3 separate regions of the Homo sapiens genome follow, and regions 2 and 3 are each linked to region 1. Evidence: chromatin loops called from intact Hi-C (ENCODE). Cell type or tissue: heart right ventricle. All regions are shown on one strand.

Evidence for each region. Peaks named below come from ENCODE experiments on the same cell type or tissue, not always from the same donor. Only the 100,000 strongest peaks of a DNase experiment are listed, where the experiment ranks them.
Region 2: a loop joins it to region 1, with 2.0 times the contacts of the local background. A loop is called at or near these places in 11 of 110 quality-filtered maps.
Region 3: it touches region 1 in a loop (6-fold over the local background); 48 of 110 quality-filtered maps call a loop at or near these places.

What each region holds. Positions count from the first base shown.
Region 1 is chr5:41,269,452-41,271,951 of GRCh38, forward strand. No RefSeq gene overlaps it. Among named protein-coding and RNA genes, the nearest start is that of C6, 57 kb to the left of the region's middle. In heart right ventricle, a CTCF peak has its summit at 1,158 (motif pointing right); a DNase peak (open chromatin) is centred at 1,150; H3K27ac peaks cover 724 bases.
Region 2 is chr5:41,337,037-41,339,536 of GRCh38, forward strand. All of the region lies in intron 2 of PLCXD3 (phosphatidylinositol specific phospholipase C X domain containing 3), which reads right to left. Among named protein-coding and RNA genes, the nearest start is that of C6, 120 kb to the left of the region's middle. In heart right ventricle, a CTCF peak has its summit at 1,456 (motif pointing left); no DNase peak of the experiment used is centred here.
Region 3 is chr5:41,509,708-41,512,207 of GRCh38, forward strand. It overlaps PLCXD3 (phosphatidylinositol specific phospholipase C X domain containing 3), which reads right to left and starts at 894. Exons shown (of 3, transcript NM_001005473.3): 1 at 717-894. The coding sequence starts at 819. RefSeq lists an enhancer at 420-1,248. In heart right ventricle, no CTCF peak of the experiment used is centred here; DNase peaks (open chromatin) are centred at 614 and 954; H3K4me3 peaks cover 1,777 bases; H3K27ac peaks cover 1,689 bases.

The DNA.
Region 1 (2,500 bases):
GTGTCTATGAAATAAGGCAAATAAAGTATAATGTATACTGATGATTTCCTATTGACTAAGGTGATGGGGAATGGCTGCAAGGATGAAGAAATTCAAAGCACATTCAAATGGGACACCTCTCTCTAATTATGTTATGATGGGCTGGCTTTCCCTTTCTTCCACTCAAGTCCTCGTATTTTGAGGAATGATTTGAGCTCTCCATTCTTCTGAGATGTGTTGCTTTCTCTTTTATCAATGATCACAGCTAACGCTGGTAATGTTCCATTGACTTAATCTACTTAAAACTCAGCAAGGGCTGGGTGTAATGGCTTACTTGAGGCCAGGAGTTCAAGACCAGCCTGGGCAACATAGTGAGATTTCATCTCTAATTTAAAAACAAAAAACAAAAACAATCCAATAAAACTCAGCAAGTCCTCACTTTAGTCTAAGTAGTGTTCATACATTGAAATACTGGACACAGGACCTCAGAAAACTTCACTTTTTTAAAGAAAATAGTGTAGCATGAGGCTGTGAAAAGCTGGAGTGAAGTAAGCTAGGTTTTGCATTGTGATTTTCTTACCCTTGGGATCTTCAGACTATGGTTCTGGAGGGTGCTTAATGTAGGCTATGGTGGTGTATCTAGTAGAACAAATGCCTAAAATATAACAAGAATTTCCTTGTTGATGGGATAGCTGTTGATGCCTTATCCACAGCTGTCCTTGGATTCTCTTTTTTTCTGGTGATACAGAAGAGCAGGAAGAAAGGGTGTAACAAGTAATCCATGGGAGCAGCAGGTATCTTTAAGGGGGTCCAAAAGCTGCTTGAGATCCACTGCCTGTTGTCATATCACGTCCACCCTTCAAAGGATCCAAGGCCTAAAATCTTTGAGAAAAACAGTTCTTGACTTTAGAGCAACAGTAGAAATCTTTACTTCTTTTCCAATACCGTTTAGAAGAAGAAATTAGAAAAGGGGGAAAAAAATCAAGCAATGAGCAATGACCAAAGGAAGGAAAACAACAACAACAAAAGAAAGTCCTCTGAGGAAGATCAGAGTTGAGTTTTATATGTTTATTACTGGCTGAGATATAATGGCACTTGAAACCACAGAGCTGCTTTCCCTAGTTGATATATTAGCCGAGTACCTGAAGTCTGACTGCCCTTTGCTTACCACCAGGGTGCACCAGTGTACACAGTATTCCAAACTTCTAACTCATCAGGGTTTGTTAGCCTTTAATAACTGGGCTAGTCAAAAGTTACTCACTTTTGAAAAAGACCATTTGGAGGGAATTGAACCTGTAAGATACTGTTTATCAAGCCACAATTCTGAAATCCTCTGGATTTTAAAAATTACATCTACAGTCTGCTTTGCTACAACAAGTATTTTAAAATGAAAGTTAACTCACATGCATTGGTAATCAGGGGAATTATGTAGCACAACAGGGCAGACAAATTGAACCAAACATGATTTTTCCCAGTATGTCCATCATTTGACATGATCAAGGGTAAGTTTCCTCACAGTTAAATAAAATAAAACTGTAATGACATTTGCAGATCTTAAAAAAAAAAAAGTTGAAAAATCTCAAAATGTCTTCTGTTTAGTCCAAGATAGCAGCTGGTTAATGGCCTTAAGAACTGCTATGCTGTCCACTGTGCTAAACTATCTGAGGGTAGCGTAAGTGAAGATTAGAACCTGGAAAGACATTTCCCTGTGTTAAAACAAAATGACAACAACAACAAAATACATTCCTGAATCATATTTTTATTTTGGATGTAACTGGCTTGTATTAAAGCAACTGTTTTTAAAGCCCTCCATTTCCAAGAAGAGAGCTTTAGACACCGGAGGGTAAACTGATTCAGGTTCTAGGGCGAAGGCAAGTGGAGATTTAACTCTGCTAGTGTTCGCTTTAGGATTGTTACTGCTTTTGTTAGTGCCCTGGCCAAAAAGTGCTGTAGGTTTTGAGGGATCTGTTTCTCACACTGTTTTTCTCCATGAACCCTATTATGTTTAATGCATGATTTTGAAAAATGTGAGAATGCACGTATATATAGTGATATGGCAGAAACACCTGTGCCGAGAATTTTTCTTAAACATTTGCTTAACCCTTACTAAATGCCAGATGTTTTTCAAAATATTTTATATACATTAACCTATTTAATCCTCAGAACAATTTAATGAGGTTGGTTCATTACTGTCTTCTTTTTTACAAATGGACAAAATAAGGCAAGGGAGAATAAATGAACAGCAAAAGGATGAATGTTTTAAAAGAATGTGAATCTGGATGGGTAGGAGGAGGAGGTCCTATTCTTTAAGTTATGCCCATGGGAGGGCTCTCTTAAATGGTGAGTTTGCTGGGAAATAAGGTTTCATTAGAATGAGGCTATGTAGAAGGTAGCATACAACCTCATTTGATGAAAACTGGTTTTTAAGCTTTGCCACATGTGTTTAAATGCACAAGCCATTTCGTTTTTAACTCAGTGAGGCACATATTCCTCTTTCCAAACTTTTCATCAAGTTGTCAGT
Region 2 (2,500 bases), 68 kb after region 1:
CTTAATAAGGGAGAAAAATTACAACTACATTTTCATTTCCAAAATGCCACCAGGGTAGGTTTTCAGCTGCTTTAAGTGTGTTTTGTGGTGGTCAACCAAAAGAAATTGCATTTATGCTTAGGCAGTGTACCGTACATACCCACGTGGGTACCTCTACTTCCTCTGGCAAAGGTGAAAGGCCACCAGAACTAAATGACTTATTGTCAGTGACCACAGAGTCTTAACCTCAGCCAGGATTTCTCTCTGGATACCATGAAGCTATGAATAATATATAAAAGGCTCAGAAAATCTAAAGCTACCTCTCAGAAAACATTTGTCATGGGCACTTAATGGGAGACTTTTCCAGTCCAAACTGCCCAGCAGAAGCTGGAGGATATTGATTACATCATCAGGACTTTTTGTGTACAGTACTCTGTTCAGCTTCATGTCCCCAGTGCATCCTTTCCAAGATAAGAGTGATTATAGCATCCAAATTTGAGTTTGATTTTGTTTTTTAAAAGCCAAATTCAGAAATTTCACTTTCTTTAGAGAAAATGCTAACAGGCAGAAGGAATGAATATAAGTGGAATTTAATTTGACCATAACATCCCAGGTGCTAATATGTCAATGTGTCTTTGGACACTTGCAATCATGCATAATTATCAGAGGTGATTTCTTTGTTTTTTTCCCCTTTAATCAGTGACAACTGCAGGTGCAAAGGATAGAGAAATATGTCATCTGTTCTGTAAGAAAATAATATTCATTAAGTTGTTAATTCTATAATTTCCTCCTGACAGTGACCTTATGAAGTCAGAATCTTTTAACAGTACCATCAGGGAGAGAAATTTTAAGTCAATTAGTCTGAGTTAGAAGAGTATTTCCCATGATGTCATCTCTTCATTATATCTTTGGGAAATCATATTACCTGACACTTTTCTAAATTGTTTGACCATGTTAACATTTTTAAGCAAATTCCTAGGAACTTAATAATGTACAATAAATATTGTCAAGCCATAGAGGTGCCACATATGTGTCTTAATTTGTAATACATTCTCCCTCTTCCTTGTATATTTCCTCCTTGCCATGTTTAGAAAAGTCTCAGAGAATATCGGGTCTGAAAATGTCTTTAAGACATTATAAAGTAGTCATATTCTCTACAAAAAATGTTTCCTGAATTAAATTCCATGGAACAATGCTTCATGAGAGATTAAAGATGTGCCTAAAACAAAAGGTTTTCTTGGCCACATAAGTGTAGGGAATGTTGAAGCCTCTTTGATGTTCACAATACACATAATAGCATATGGAGACCATTATCATATTAAGAACATTGAAATGTCCTGAAGTTAAGGATTTATTTCCCTTTTTTTAAGTTGGGAAACAAATTTATTTGACCTGAGAATAGCCCTGCTACTACCGCCCCTACTAACATGCGTGCATGCATGTGCACACACACACAAATCACCAATGACATCTAGTGGACTTGGTGTTCTACAGAACACTGTTGAAAATATTGCAGTTTCTTTTCAAGGGGCTCAACTTGAGCATCCTTTTCCAGGGGCTCAACTCTAACATATGTTTTAGGGGCTTGGAATTCTCATAGCCTCCCTCCTACTATTACAAGTTTCTTTCTGACCACCCACTAGATCTACTTAGGTTAATGTAAAACAAGTCTATTCCTCTTCAACGTGATATTCCTTTAAATATTTGAAAATAATTGATATTCACATAACCACACCATCTGTATCTTCCCTTATTCTTCTTAAATACCCCCATTTACTTTCCTTAGATTTTTCAGCTTGGAGCCCTCTTATTGTCTTTGTCACTCTTTTCTGTGTGCTCCACTTTGTCTATACTTCCTCTAAAAGGGGTAACCGGAAAATAATGCAATGTTCTCACTTGGGTGTGAAGTGTAACAGAGTATTTCCGCCCTCATTCTGGTTCTTTTATTATGGCCAAAGATTATTTTGGCTATTTTTTCGTTAATGTTTCCCAGTAATTTCATGATCATCTTTTTCCTGGAATTCCTTCATGGCTTCTTCTGCAGTGAGTGGCAGGTATTAGGCAGTATTAGAGGAAGGGGTAGGGAGGAAGCTGCTCTATCTCTGGAAGAGTCAACAGTAGTTTGCTAGCATATATATTCTTCTCCCTCTTTAGCTCAGAGAATCTCCTCTCTGCTTCCAAAGAAGATATAAAGCATGCAGGAGCTGAGATCCCACCAGAACTGCAAGAAAAGTCCTCAAGAGTGATCCAAGGGTAGATAGTGGTCAGAAACTAAGGAATGGGAGCAGAGGAGAAACACGAAAATTTGGATATTCTAGGAGGTAGCTCCAGCTGGTAGTATCAATGGTGCTGCCAGGGGATAATAGCCATCTGAGTAAGTCTCTTCTGGCTGGCTTTAGAGTGAATATGTCAATGGATACAGAGAAATCATACTATTTTTTTTTTTCAAAAATTGGAATCACTGACGTATGTGAATAGTTGGTCATGTAAATTATCTGCCTGACTGACTGAGTCTGTACTT
Region 3 (2,500 bases), 240 kb after region 1:
GGTTTGCTTTTTTGACCTGGGCGAAGTGTGTTGCCAACACGCACTTGGACCAGACTCGAGACAGCGGCCACTCGGCCAGGTCCCCCGGGGTCCAAACCGATACGAAATGGTGCCCTCTGCCCGTCGCCCCCTTGGGCTCCTTTTCAAGGGCAGCTATCACGCCGCCTCTGGTCCCTGAACTTTCATCACTCTTCGGGAAGCGCTTTGTCTTTTTAAAGGAGATTGGGGACGAATATTAATGACTGTAGCCGAGAATCTATCAAATCCGCCCAATTCCATGCCAGGGATAGACTCAGGTCCTTGCACCGAAGGCGAGCCCCTGACACTAGCTCGCGTTCTTCACACACGGTCACCCCGCAGACCCAGAGATTTCTCCCACTTCCCCAAATCTGCAGGAGAAACCATAGGAGGGGGTCACGAGGCACCATCCTGGAGCCCAGCTTCTCCTCTGCCCCAGTCCTCCGCATACAACCTGCTTCAAAAGCCCAGGAGAAAAGCAGTCACCTTGACTCTAGCGCCTCGGTCCTTAGGGGTTTGGAAAACGCCAGGAAGCCCAAGGCTACCCGGCACGCGCTCGCCTGGCCTGAGACCCACCCTGGAAGACGAGTTTCCCTCCCGCGGGCATCGTGGCAAGTTACCACTTAGTGGCAGATAAAGCAGGGCGGGGCAGGTGGAGCGGGCGCCGAGCGCCTAGCCCGCAGCCCCTGCGCGCCTACCTGGAATGGCTAAATTGGTGAGGGGGATGCTGTGCATGCTCTCCGGCAGAGTTGCCATCCAGTCGGCTAATTTCAGCTCGTTTTTCCCCTGAGACGAGGCCATCGTGCCAGTCGGCGTGCAGCGCGCTGGTCCCAGCACTCCTCGGGCAGGCTGGCAGGCTGCTGCCGCTAATCCAATGTTTGCTCTAGCCCCGCTAGAGTTTACACTCCTCTCTGCGCCACACCCACAGGATGGCGCAGACACATGCTAATTTTAATAATTATTCAAAACACCCCGTGCTCCCTTAGTGCCTCCGCCAGACTCCGCTGGAGCTTTTGTTCCTGACGTCCGTGCTCAGCTCTCTCCGCTCTCCCCTCCCTCCCCAACCCCCTCCTCCCGTCTTATCCTTCCTAGGCGTCTCTGCCTTTCCTCGCCATTCTGCAGCTTTCCCTGGTTTCTTATTTTTCTTTTCTATTCATTTTTTTCCAACTGCTTTGCCCATGGCTTGCTCGATCCTTTGCTGTGACTTTCTCGTCCTGTTTGTATGAAAGACAGTCTTGCACTTGAACCTAAAATCCTAGCAGACTTTGGGATGTTATTGCCTCCTGAGGAACAGACTTCTCATGCTGGGTTTCAGGGCTTTCCGTCCTTATCAAAGAGCTTTCCTTTTTGTAATCTACAACAGGTTATACCTTTCCTCAGCCAGAGACCACAACCCTGTTTATTAAAAAATGATTATCTTTATTCACTCTTTTGCCTACTTTGTGAAATAGCTGGTAAGTATGAGTCAGTGAAGGGCATGGTAAATTCTAGGTGGTTCCTACTTAATCCTGGGTACCTTGCTCCAGACATTTCAAAGTCAAGAAATGCTACTCCCCCTTCTTTTCTCAGATCATGAGAAGTCTACATTATTTCCATGGAGAACACTGCCTCTGTCCTGTCAGTTTCATGGCACTCAGGGTAAGACTGGAGCCTTATGCTGGAAGAAAATCGCCACATCTCCCAGTGACATGCTCTAATTATTGCCAGTAGCATTTGGTGGAATGTATTTGGCACCATTCAAAGTGATCTATGTGACTGTCTGCATTTTCATTCCTTTGCAGACTGGAAAGATGTGCCTCTCTCAAGAGAAATCACTCACTGGGCCTCCAAAGAACTGTCTGGGTCCACCTGCTCTCAGATGAGTAAAAGGAGAGAGATGAAGTTTTACAAATGTAATGAGAGCAGCAGTGGCCTGAATAGGAATTATAAGAGATGAACTGAAAGTGTGCTGGGCTTTTGCAACCCAGGAAATGGAAATGCAATAAACAGACCTCTGTTCTTTCATGCCAGGGTTGTGTAAATTTTTATTTTTCTATGGGAAATGCTATTAGATTGCGGAAATGACAATCAACATAGGAGACAAAGAGAGCCATGAAACATGAGAATAATTATTCAAGGTTAGTAAATCCATTTAATCCCAAATAGCATTAAAAAATAAGAAAAAACCTAGAGCCTACCTTATTTTCTACAATGATGCTAAGTCCTAAGAATATTCACCCCCAAATGGGGAGCACTATGGGAAAGATAGAGGAGAGGCAACGCCTTATTTTGGTTATCAAATTTTCCATGCCCCTTGTAAAATAAATTCATACCTTCAAGAGGACATGGTACAGTTATCTTTAGTGATGAGGAAGAGATATACTGAAAATTTTCCCCAAATAAATCTTAATATACATGCTAGTACAATAGAACCCACATATCCTTTTAATTAGGATGATAGTTTAGCTTACTATAGGACTCTTGGTCAAGAGATCTACAAACA